Regions from separate parts of the Mus musculus genome. Here region 1 is linked to region 2. A link is a contact called in ENCODE POLR2A ChIA-PET data. All regions are on one chromosome and are shown on one strand. The core of a region is the stretch at or near the end of the contact, and the rest is flanking DNA. Distances in the headings are between cores, read along the strand shown. Region 1 holds the start of Mthfd1 (methylenetetrahydrofolate dehydrogenase (NADP+ dependent), methenyltetrahydrofolate cyclohydrolase, formyltetrahydrofolate synthase). Region 2 has its middle 18 kb from the start of Esr2.

Region 1 (5,962 bases), core at 1,907-4,406, 59 kb before region 2:
ACACTAAAATAAAAAATGGTAACTAAAAAATGTTACAAAGTATCCTATGAATATGTACAGACTCTGTATCCACTTAAAATTTTAAAAATCAAATCAGGTTTTAAAAATTAAAAACAAGGGGCTGGTGAGATGGCTCAGTGGGTAAGAGCACCCGACTGCTCTTCCAAAGGTCCAGAGTTCAAATCCCAGCAACCACATGGTGGCTCACAACCATCCGTAACAAGATCTGACTCCCTCTTCTGGTGTGTCTGAAGACAGCTACAGTGTACTTACATATAATAATAAATAAATCTTTAAAAAAAAATTAAAAACAAAATACAATTACCAGAACTAACAATCCCTTTCCTGGATAAGTAACCAAAGAAAATTAAATTATAACCTTGTAAAGAAATCTGTTCACTAATAACAATTGTAGCATTATTCACAAGAGCTAAAATATGGGACCAACCCATCTAGGTTGTGACCTTATTAATGGTTGCTCTTATGACATTACAGAGTCTTTTGAAGCCAGGGCATTGCAGGTGCCAGTTCCTCTATCACTGAATAGCCATGGCTTCAACAGACAAATAGAGAAAGAGAATTAGACATACTGTAAATTATTACTCCTTAAAAAAGGAGATCTGTCACATGGACAGAACCAGAAGACACTATGCTGAAAAACAACCCTGACATTGCAAGAAAAATGCTACATAATTGCATTCATTGGGAAGTTAAATCCAAGCACACAGCTAGAAATAAGACGGGGCATGGCAAGAAACCAGACTTTTCCCAAAGAATACAAAGTGGGAGATATGGAAGAGTGGGTAGAACAGAGGACTGTGGGTAATCAAAGACTACTGTATCCAGGATTGTGCCCAGTAAGTTCATCTTAGCAAGTCTTATAATTTACATTTGTCACTTTAGTAACCATATACATTATTACTACCTATATGCATCCCATAATATGTGACTAACCTAAAATATACTTAGTAAGTTTTTTTTAAAAAACATTATTTCTGTGCATGTGTATGTGTATAAGTGTATGCCATGCCTGTCCGTGGGTACCCAGAAGGCATCTTTCCCTTGGAGCTGGAGTTACAGGCAGTTGTGAATGGTCTGAACAGGGTGCTAAGAACTGAACTGAGTTATCTGGAAGAACAAGATGTGCTCTCCTTAATCCCTGAGCCACCTCTCCAGCCACCACATTAAGGTTTAAGAAAGGGGAAAAAAGCAGGCATGGTGATATATGTCTTTAATCCCAACACTCAGGAGGCAGAGGCAAGTAGATCTCTTTGAGGTCAACCTGGTCTACAGTGTGAGTTCTAGGACAGCCAGGGATACACAGAGAAACCCTGGCTTGAAAAACAAGCAAACAAACAAAAGTCTGATGTAGTGGTCCAGACCTGTGATCTCAGCCCTTGGAAGTATAAGCAAGCACTGAATCAGCAGTTCAAAGCCAGAATCAGATACATTTGAGTTTGAGGCAAGCCTGGGTTACCTAAGACCCTGTCTTTTAAAAAAAGAAAAAGGAAAAAAAAAAAAAGAAAGAAAGAAAGAAAAGAACTTGTATATATTATGATTTCTAGTCCAAAAATCTGGAGTTCTTCCTTGCCTTAGTGCAAGATTCACCATTTAATTTATATTTTTCCTCTTTTTTCGCAATCTTCAACAAAAGCTCTCTTTACTCTAGAGTAGGCTTCACCATCATTCTCTCAAGGTCTCTTGTGACAAAACCAAGTGTTTACTGGACACTTACTGCTAGCCCCAGCAGTTAATAAATAACCAGATACCTAATGTCGGAAAAGCAACCTTCAGCAAGTTCACAAAAACAGACCTTTCTCTCTCCTCAGCAGTCCCCAACACTCACTCCCTAAACAAAAAGCAAGGAATGTAGCCCAGATGTTATGCACACTTTCGGGCTCCACACTTAGGGGCTCAATTCCCAGCCCTCTCTCCCAAACAGCAAAAGGGTGCTACTCTCTGGGACGACACTTGGCAAACATTCCCACTAGTTAAGCATTTAAATCTGCACGGCCAGAACAGGTGGTCTGACGGAATATGGAATAGGGTCAGCACACAAGAGCCAAACTGAAAAGTAACTTTAGCGCCAGGACGGATAGGTAGGCTGTTAAAGGGTAGAGCAAGCGAGCGCTGGCGTAGTAGCTGAGTGGTGCGGCGCTTGCCTTGCCTGTGCGATACCTTGGAAGTGAAGCCGGCGGGGTGAAAGAGAAAAAAAGACAGCATTTGGTGTAATGAGGAATGCGCTGAATTAGAGGAAACCCTCTAGGCCAGGTGTGGTAGCCCAAGCCATTAATCCCAGCACTCAGGAGGCAGAGGCAGGAGGGGATCTCTGTGAGTTCAAGATCAGCATGGTCTACAGAGTAAGTTGCAGGACAGCCAGGGCTCCGTGGAGAGACCCTTTGTCAGAAAACAAACAAACAAAAAATTAGAAAGAGACCCTCTCTCTGATTTGACCAATCACCCGTGTCAAATCTTGCCACAACCGAATCACCACCAAATTGCCAGACAAGCGGCTATGCTGGGTTTCTGAGGTTGGACTCCTCAGGTAGCCCGTGTCTAGGCAGAATGATGCCAGCAGCTACACTTTTGAGAACAAGGTCAGGTCAGGACTTGCCGCCAAACCTAGGAATGCAGCCACCCCAGGCAGTCTATTGCAATTGCACATTGGGCCGGGCATGTGTTTCTCTGGCTTCAGGAAACCAGTCTTCAGATTCTAGGAGCCCGTGTCGATGTCCTCTCTTCCCGCAAACCCCATCTAAGCACCTCTCCTGCAGAGCCCAGGCGCTTGGGGATCTGCACGCCCTGCTCTGAGCCCACCACCACTATCACTGGCAAGTACTTACGCAGAAACCAGTTTCCCGTTCAGGATTCCCGCTGGTGCCATGGCCTTTGCTAGTCTGCCACCCACGGTGAACACCAGCAAAAATCAGGTTCCAGTCGCTCCGCGCGCGCAGGACAGCACAACCCACGTGCTCAGGGACCTCCCGGGAGAAATCAGCTAGTGCGCCTGCGTCGCGCTCAGCAGCGAAGGTGCGCAGGCGACCCGGAAAGACGTCGTGACCCGCTGACAGAGGAGGCCCAGGAGCGTCTGCGGGAGCCGGTGGGCCCAGGCAGCAAGAGGGTTGTCACCAAAGACTGGTTGGCGGCAATGACTGGCTGCGGAAAGAGCCTGTGTGGAGCCCGCCTCTGATGAGCCGGGAGCTTCCCGCCTCGCTTTTAGCCAATCAGAGATAGTGTGTAGGGGGCGCGGTGGAACTGGGCGGAGTCCGGGCAGGAATGGGCCTGTCTGAGCAAGTTTGCGTGACCTAGGTTGCGGCGACAGAGTCCTGCAAAGCAGTGTGATTTTGGATCGTACTGGCTTCTCCGGGCAGGATCTTGGAGGCCTTAAGCTGATTCCGGCTACTGACCTGGAGCAGGCAATGCGGCTTTCCACGTTGTCATAGGCCCTAGCTTTCAGAGTGTGGTGGGGAACACCTGGGATAACTGCCTCTCTGTTACCCTCCTAGCAAGAGTGAGGCTATCCTTAACGAGGCAATTGTGTCCCTCTGGTTAGCCATCTGCGGAGGAAGCACTCCAGGGAATTGCTTTTCCACCAGCCAGAGTAGAAATTTGTTTCCGGGGAAAGAGATTTCAGAGATCACCTTGCAGGACTGAAGCCAAGACAGTAATGGACAGGTCCACACCTCGACCTTCACTGTTCAACTCTATATCAAGTCTGACTCTTTACTTAAACCTCAGTTTCATATTAGAACTCAGAAGATAAGACTTCTCTTTGTCCCTCTTCCCAATGTGGCCGTATTGAATAAATCTCCTTTTTCTATATCTTACCATTACTTGTTTAATCGACTTATTAAGGATGGTGACTAACCTGGTTTATTAGATTCTCAGAGCCCAGGGTCTGGCTCGCAATTCTAGTAACAGCAGGGACGATCAATCCACAGCCTTGACATAGAGACAAGTTCGCTACTACTGAACCCAGCCTTCCATAACTAAAACCTGCTATCCTCCCAGGGTTGAAGCCCAAAAGCAGGCTCAGCCCAGCAGCTAAGAGGGACCTCAGAGCAGAAGCGTGGGGCTTCATCAGCGTGAAGGGAGCAGAGTTCAGGACGAGTGATCCTCTGGTCTCAGCGGACCAAATCAGTATTGAAGCAGAGACTACTTTGTTCATCAGCTAGATGCCAGCAAGGCTGGCATCCCTCCCCATTTGCCCTGGTGCAGAAATGAGTTTGGCCATGTCCTCGGGAGCCTGGTGGTAGAGGAATACATCAGAGCCACTGCCTTGACTTTGCTTTTTCTGCCGCTGGAACTGGGCTGGATTCTTACTGTTGGGTTCGAGGTACAAGCCGAGAAAACTTATTTCAGACTCAGGAAGCTTAAAAATGAAAGCTTTATTCTCTGAGCGCTCAGGAAGGCAGCCAGTTCAGGACCTGAAACATGTCCCAGGAAGGATACTGTACAACATTTTAAAAGGATGGGAACACAAAGTGAGAAGTGAGCTGGGGTGAGCTGGGGTGAGCTGCAGTGTTATCCAATTGTATTTTGGTTGACATTTTGGCTTAAGCAAGGGAGTACCCGCTGGAGACTGGGTGAATCCAAGGGACCTGACTTCAAGGTCCTTAATTCATTCTCCTGAACTTTAGGTCTGGAGCTCAGAGTGATAAGGGGACAAAGGAGCTGATCAGCTGCATGTAGTTAACTAGAGCAGGACAGGTGATTGGTTATATATTTTTATAACATATGTACCTTGGTTTAGAAAAACAGCAATTTCTATATTCTTTACCTGTTAACAGACAGTTAAGAAAACATTTGGAGAAGTGGGGTAGGTGTTCGCTCCTAGGTTGTTTGACCCTGCCAACAAGATGGAGAAGTTGTCCTTGAGATGGCTGGATTCAGACAACTGCCTCCTTACAAGCTGTCCCTGAGATGTCTGGATTCAGACAGCTGTTCACAGCAGAAGCTGTTCAGCTATAGGGAAGTCCCAAGCTGCCCTAGGGCCTGGTACATTGGATTTAGTTTTTCCCTATAAATGCTAATCTGTAAACAAAATGTTAGTTTTTAGAATAAGTTTCTTTGGCTCCTTCCCAACATTACCGTTGTCTGGCTACAGTTTCCCCACATTGTTCTACAGATAAGTCCTTCCTTAGAACATCACCACATGGCTATGGATTTAGCAACCATTGTTAGAGTGGCTTGTTTCAACCAATGGCAGGACATGTGGCTGCCCCCACCCCCACTTCCCATCCCCCACCCCCCACCCCAACCTTTCTGCCCTAGGAATTAACCCAGGGCCTGGCATGCTAGCTAGGCAAGGGGCTTCTACCAGCAGCTAAGTTCCCCCATGCCAGGGCACAGTTTGCACTGAATTTGTTGTTGTTGGGCTTTTTTTTTTTCCTGTACTAATGTGTGTATTTTAGTTTGTGACTTTTGCCTGAAATCTGGGATTGTTTTACATTACATCCATATATAGTTAGATAATCTCTGTTTTATTTCATTAGCAGTTTAACTCAAGTCTAATATGTAGACTGAAAGAAACATTTTCCCATTTTAAAGAATGCAAGTGTATGGTTTTTAGTTTACAATGTTTACATTTACAGAGCTGTGTAACTGTCACCATGATATAATTAGAAAATTGACACTGTCTTCATTGTTGGTTGGGGTTTTTTTTGGGGGGGGGTATCCAACCCAGGGCTTCTACTATGGTTAAACATGAGTTCTACTAATAAACTACAGCTCCAGCCCCTCCTTTACTATTCTTGGGGGGGGGCTTTTTTAAAGACAAGGTTTCTCTGTGTAGCCTTGGCTGTCCTGGAACTTGATCTGTAGACCAAACTGGCCTGGAACTCACAGAGATCTGCCTGTTTCTGCCTCCTGAGTGCTGGCATTAAAGCAAAGAAAAAGAGAGAAAGTAGTTCTGGCTCAGTGGTTAAGAGCTTTTGGTGCTTTTGAAGAAGACCCAGGCTTG
Region 2 (6,751 bases), core at 1,164-3,663:
TTGTCACTTGAGATATATGACACTTATCTAATTGCTTTTACTGACTGCATTCAAGCAGGATATGCACCATAAACATATAATTAGCTGTACTATTTATAATTGTAGTCGATAGCCCGTGTCTTGAATGAGTGGTTTATTGGATAAACGACCCTCTTTGGTGCCTGGGCCCGGCCTGGCCTTTGGAGTTTGGAGCTGAGGTGGAAGAGTTGATAGAAGCCCAAAGACTGACGGCCTCCAGCCTTGTCATTCTCCCTGACTGCTGGGGGCTGGAAGCTGACGGCTTCTGGAAACTTAACACTCTCGTACTTATTCTGTGGCTGAAAACTGCTGGCTTCTTTTCTCTTCAACTCTCTGTGCTTAAAGAAGCACTGGGGAAACTTAACACTTTGTGCTTAAATAAACTCTGGGGGAATCTTAACTCTTTGTTATTATTCTGTGCCTTCCACAAGCACTAAAAAAACAAAAACAAAAACAAAAACAAAAAAACAAACAAACCAAAAAACCAAAAAACAAAACCAAAAAAAAAACCCCAAAACAAACAAACAAACAAACTTGACTCTTAATGCTTAAATAAACACCGGGAAATTACAAAAAGGATTTCTTGCTGCTGCTCCTTTCTCGGGCAAGTCAGCTAGAAGCCTCTGAGAGGCTCAGAGCTCGTTAACACTTTTTGAACCAGAAAGAAAAGAAAAGAAAAAAGAAAAAAGGAAAGGAAAGGAAAGGAAAGGAAAGGAAAGGAAAGGAAAGGAAAGGAAAGAAAAGAGAAAAGGGAAAGAAGTCACTCACACAGAGAACACACACACACACACACACACACACACACACACACTTTGGGTGAAGTGGAAAACAGCTACACCACCTTTCTTTATTGCTATCAGCCTTTTTATAGCGTTTTAGACAAAAAGTTCTCTATGTAAGAAAGAATTACTTTATAGATAAAATGTTCCATAAAAAGGGAGTTTCAGAAAGGTATGAAGAACAAGTTCAAAGCAGTGTTTCCTTCTCTAAGCTCATTCTAAGTTCCAACAACAGGTTTTACATGGGCTTGCCTTATCGTGTGCACACCTGTGGCTTCATCCTTGGAACTGAAGGTTTCCTTGAACACAAAGTTGTCCCAAGCCTATATCTTTCTTTAGTGTAATTATGAAAGCTCACTGCATATCGTCTTATGCAGCATTTACTGACTAACCTGAGAGAAAAGTCCATTGCCCCGACCCCCACCCCCGAATAAATGGCTGGGGCATCCATCTAAGGCTGCAGCAGTGTGTGGATTGTTGACTCTGTATGAGGCGACTACAGAGAGCTCCAGAGAGGCTCCGTCCTCAAGCCCCAGGCAGACAGCTACAGCCAGGGGCAGCACCCCAGCCCAGAGCTGGGACTTGGGCAGCGCCAGGGTCGGATTCACTCAGCCTAGAGATGGACAGGGGACCCTGGAGTGCAACTGCCTGTACGGTAGTTTTTTTGTTTTTTGTTTTTGTTTTGTTTTGTTTTGTTTTGTTTTGTTTTGTTTTGTTTTGTTTTGTTTTGCAGAGACAGTGAGCTGATGTGGGTATCTATGCCCAAAGGAGCCTTTCTGTGTTCGCTTCCCCACATCCTCCTTGTCTACACAGGACACAGGACAGCCAGACCAGGTCTCCTGACTGCTTGCGCTGCAGGCTGCCTGAGATCAGTACACATGCTGCCAGCTACAACCCAAACAAAAGACAGAAAGCTGGCTCCAAAGCACAGAAGCCTTAGGTCTTTCCACAGTCAGCCCTTCCTCGCGAATAAAAGAATCACAGAGGACTGCAGTGTCCCGAATCAAACAGCAGAGGGAGACAGAGGTACAAAAAGCTCTGGATCATTGCTGAACGAACAGCTTGCTTCAAGGCTGGAGCTGCTTAGAATCTTAACATTATCTCAAGATAATAAATGTGACTTGGATCTCTGAGTTCTAATGATGGGGTTGTGGGCAGCTTCAATTACTCTGACAAAACACTTTCTGTAATTACAGGATCTTGTGGTACCAGAAGCACCTGAGCTAGAAGGCACAGCCCTGAGACATTGTATTCTGCTTCTGTTCTTTGGCGGTCATCGTAGGAGTCGTTAGGTTTTACAGCCAGGGGTTTCCCAAAATTCTCCTCCTTCACTGTCCGCTGGCCTTCAACTCTAAGTGTTCCCTTCCACATGGAGGGACCCTACCCAATGTCCTTGCCTGCGGGTCAGAAAACTCAAATGGCCATCTAGGCTAAGGCCACCTTCCTGCTCAGAATTTGCTTTCGGGTTGCTACAAAACTTGAGGTCCTGAAGATCCCAACAGTGCGGCAAAGCCAGTTTTACCCGACTTGAGCCTGCGCAGGCGGACTGCTCTTGTGTCCATCGAAGACCTGGCAACAAAACGTGCCTGGATTCCAGCCAATCAGGGTGTGGGGGTGGTGTCAGGGCGCTGCCCGGGCGGGGTGTTGGGCGGGGCAGAGTTGCGTGCCTGTTGGTCTCTGTCGCAGCAGGCAGGTGATTTCCCTGTCTTGGCTCCTGGCGGCTTCGCATTTTCTCTCAGATCAGCCAGACTGGGGTCTGACTCTAAATGCTGGGAAGTTTTCCAGAACCTTGCAGTGCTGGCTACAACTCTGCATGTGCTCCGTGTGCAAGGTTCCCCTAAGCTGTACGTGTACTCAGCTCTGCAAGCTGGCTTTAAACTCACAGAGATTGTTTTCCTTCCAAGGGCTGGCATTACAGGCTGTGCCACCATGCGCAGCTTATTACTTTTAAAAAATTCTTATTTTTATTTTACGTGTATATGTGAGTGTCTATATATTTGTGAGTGTTCCGTGTTGTGTGCCTGGTGCCTGTGGAGGCCAGAAAGTGTTGAGTCCCCTGGACCTGGACTTACAAGCAGCTGGGAACTGCTATGTGGGTGCTGGGAACTGAACCCTTGTCTTCTGCAGGAGCAGCCAGTGCTCACAACCTCTGAGCCATCTAGTATGTAGCCTAGGATGGCCTGGGAATTGGCTATGTAGACCAACTGGCCTCTAACTCACAGAGATCCGTGTACCTCTACCTCACCAGCTGTGCGTGTGTTTATCTTAAGTCATTTATTTACTCTATGTGTATATGTGGGTGCCTGCGTGTATGCATTTGCATGAGGTGCATGCAATGCCAAAGGAAATCAGAAGAGAGTATTGGATCCCTTGGGACTGGAGTGATAGGTAACGTTGTGAGCTACTGTGTGGGTGCTAGGGACCAAACGTGGGCTCTCTGAAAGAGCAGTGCATTCTCTTAATGGCAGACACCATGCAGGAAGAGCTCCAGTGGGCAAGTGAGCTTCCTGGAGATGACCCACCATTTGGCATGGCTGGGATGGGTGTACCTTGTCCCATGACTGCTTCTTGCTCCTGCTGTGCCTTCTCCTGTTTGTCCTTGCTGTACTCCCCCAGGGACGAGGCCATAAGTCTCAGTGCACACCATGGTAAGTAAAGTAAGGAGTGGGTAATTCTAATATGAGTGTAACAACATAAAATGGATAATTAGCTAGAGTTAAAAAATAAGACATAAGATAGATGGCCTGTTTATTGGTAAAAACTTTGTTAATTTAATGACTTTTAGAACTATTGCTTTGAACTTACAATGAATTTGTAAAGTAGAAGATAGCTAAAACTATTGCTTTTAATGAGTTTATGGAATAAAAAAAAATAGATAAAAGTACTGCCCTGGACTTACAATGAACTCGTAGAATAAAAGATTAAAAAATGTTTAGTTAGCAGTTTTAATGGAAAAACATGTAATCAGTTTAATTCCCAGCAACCACATGGTGGCTCACAACCATCTGTAATGGGATCCAATGCCCTCTTCTGGTGTGTGTCTGAAGACAGCTACAGGGTGCTCACATAAAATAAATAAGTCTTATGTAACCAAGAATCGTGCTGTAACTTCCTCTTATGTAACAATTTTGTTTCTGAATGAGGTAATTCTTCGTGGAGAACTTTGTCTTAGAGAATATAAAAGGACTAAAGGGGAAAAAAAAAAACTTTAGAGCTTGCTTGTTAGAGCTTTGCTCTATCCAACTGTATGTATGTATGTATGTATGTATGTATGTATGTATGTATGTATGTTTGTAAAATGGTTAGAGCTTTGCTCTACCCACCCAATGTGTGAGTATGTGTCTGTCAGTCTGTCTGTCTGCTATGTGTGGAGTTGTTGAAGCTTGCTTGTTGAAGCCTCTTTTGCTTCATCCACTAACTTTGTGTGTATAAGTGTGTGAATTCTTTCTTCCTTTCTTTTTTTTTCTTGCCATCCCCCAAAGAGTTAAAAGTGTTCAGAGTTTCTGAGAATCCTGGCCTCAGATAATTAAGTTTTGCTCCCATTAGCATTACTAGTGCTGACCCCATAGATTCCTTGCTACTATCAGCAGGGGTGTGTGTGTGTGTGTGTGTGTGTGTGTGTGTGTGTGTGTTAGGGGCAGGGTCACACCCATTGTCATCAGCATATCGCTGACTCCACACTCAGCTCCTGTAGTGTCTGAGCTGGCCTTCAGCATTTTAACTTGCTGTACCATCTCTTCAGCCTCTGCTTTTACTCTTAATTCTGTGTCTATGGGATGGAATGTGCATGTGCATGCATGTGCATGCAGTGTCCTTGAAGAGGCCAGAAGGTGCTTGATCCTCAGGTACCCTGAAGTTGGAGTTACAGGCAATTTTCCAGCTGCCTGATATGGGTGGTGTGAATCCAACTTAGGTCCTCTGCAAAAACAGTCTCTGTTCTTAACCTCTAAGTCACCTCTCCATACCTTGTATTTTTATTATTTGAGACAGGGTCTTGTGTTGCCAAAGATGGCCTTGAATTTATGTAGCCCAAGGCTAGACTTGCATGTGGCTTTTTTTTTTTTTTTTTTTTTGGACAGGGTCTTATAGTCATAACTTGCAGAGATCTGCCTATCTCTGACTCCTAAACCCTGGGATTAAAGGCATGTGCCACCATGCCCAGCTCATACCTGGTAGCCTTGAACGGATCTTCCTGCCTCCACATTTCAAGTTCTGGGATTGTAGTTGTCTGTGAGACATAACCTGAAGATTTTGGATGCTTATTTGTATGAGTCTCACTTATGTGACCCAAGCTGGATTGGAACTCACTATGCAGCCCAGTTTGGCCTCGGACTTGCAGCAATTCTTCTGTTTCTAAAATTCCAGGATTACAGGCTGGTGCCACCATGCTTAGGTTGAAATGCAGCCTAAAGGGACTGTCCTGGTTGGATCTAAAGGAAGTATTCTAACTGCGACCGGACTGACTCTCTAGTTTCTTTTCCTGGAGCCACCTCCTCTCTCTCTTTGCTACGTGTCACAATGCTTTGTGGTCCTGTGTGCTGCGCTGGTCACACAAGCTAATTGAGCTGTCCCATTCTCTTTGTCTGCGACATTGAAGTGTTCCAGGAGAGCTGCTGGGAAAATGGTCCTTGCCTGCAAAGACACACGAAAGTGGTCATGGTTTCCTGTTGAGCTTGTGAGGGTCACATTCACAGCCATCACGGATGAGCTGCTATGACGGCAGATTGGGATACAGCAAAGGCGGAAGATGGACGGCAGATTTTATGCTGACTGTGAGATCCAGATTAGTCAAATTCAGAGGGTCCTCACAGAGACAGCTCTGTTGCATGTGGCCTTTATTTCACTTTCCATTTTCTCTGCCATGACTTCCTGACCTACAACTAAAAAAAAAAATGTCACCTCTCAGCTGGCAGTGGGTTAATTTGCTCTACCTGCACCAAAATAGTGGGCAGGCCTCTTCTCTTCTCTCTCTGCACTTGCGCGTGCCTGTTTCTTTCTCTCTCCCTCCCCTACTCCCCCTTTTCTACCTGGCGACTTGGGGCCAGTGAACTCACCCACTGAGAGCAGCTTCCCAATAAGCCTGTCCTTTTTTTTTTTTTTTTTTTAAGGGCCCATGACACTTTCTTTTTTTTTTTTTTTTAAATTAGGTATTTTCCTCATTTACATTTCCAATGCTATCCCAAAAGTCCCCCATACCCTCCCCCCAACTCCCCTACCCACCCATTCCCACTTTTTGGCCCTGGCATTCCCCTGTACTGGGGCATATAAAGTTTGCATGACCAATGGGCCTTTTTTTTCCAGTGATGGCCGACTAGGCCATCTTTTGATACATATGCAGCTAGAGTCAAGAGCTCCGGGGTACTGGTTAGTTCATATTGTTGTTCCACCTATAGGGTTGCAGTTCCCTTTAGCTCCTTGGGTACTTTCTCTAGCTCCTCCATTGGGGGCCGTGTGACCCATCCAATAGCTGACTGTGAGCATCCACTTCTGTGTTTGCTAGGCCCTGGCATAGTCTCACAAGAGACAGCTATATCAGGGTCCTTTCAGCAAAATCTTGCTAGTGTATGCAATGGTGTCAGGGTTTGGAGGCTGATTATGGGATGGATCCCTGGATATGGCAATCACTAGATGGTCCATCCTTTCGTCACAGCTCCAAACTTTGTCTCTGTAACTCCTTCCGTGGGTGTTTTGTTCCCAATTCTAAGAAGGGGCAAAGTGTCCACACGTTGGTCTTCGTTCTTCTTGAGTTTCATGTGTTTCGCAAATTGTATCTTATATCTTGGGTATCCTAAGTTTCTGGGCTAATATCCACTTATCAGTGAGAACATACCATGTGAGTTCTTTTGTGATTGGGTCACCTCACTCAGGATGATGCCCTCCAGGTCCAACCATTTAAGCCTGTCTTTAATATAATCTGAGAGAGAGAGAGAAAGAGGGAGAGAGAGAGAGAGAGA

The links. ChIA-PET counts read pairs that join two places held with the same protein, here RNA polymerase II (POLR2A).
Region 1: POLR2A ChIA-PET joins it to region 2 with 11 read pairs in embryonic stem cell. The contact joins the promoter of Mthfd1 here to the enhancer-like site in region 2. POLR2A ChIA-PET finds 5 or more read pairs at or near these places in 3 of 5 experiments (Patski and embryonic stem cell).

What each region holds. Positions count from the first base shown.
Region 1 is chr12:76,252,426-76,258,387 of GRCm38, reverse strand. It overlaps Mthfd1 (methylenetetrahydrofolate dehydrogenase (NADP+ dependent), methenyltetrahydrofolate cyclohydrolase, formyltetrahydrofolate synthase), which reads right to left and starts at 3,156. Exons shown (of 28, transcript NM_138745.2): 1 at 2,844-3,156. The coding sequence starts at 2,884.
Region 2 is chr12:76,191,863-76,198,613 of GRCm38, reverse strand. No RefSeq gene overlaps it. Among named protein-coding and RNA genes, the nearest start is that of Esr2, 18 kb to the right of the region's middle. Within about 2 kb of position 2,413, at least 1 of the 3 ENCODE cell types and tissues checked has a DNase peak (open chromatin) inside an H3K27ac peak, as active enhancers do.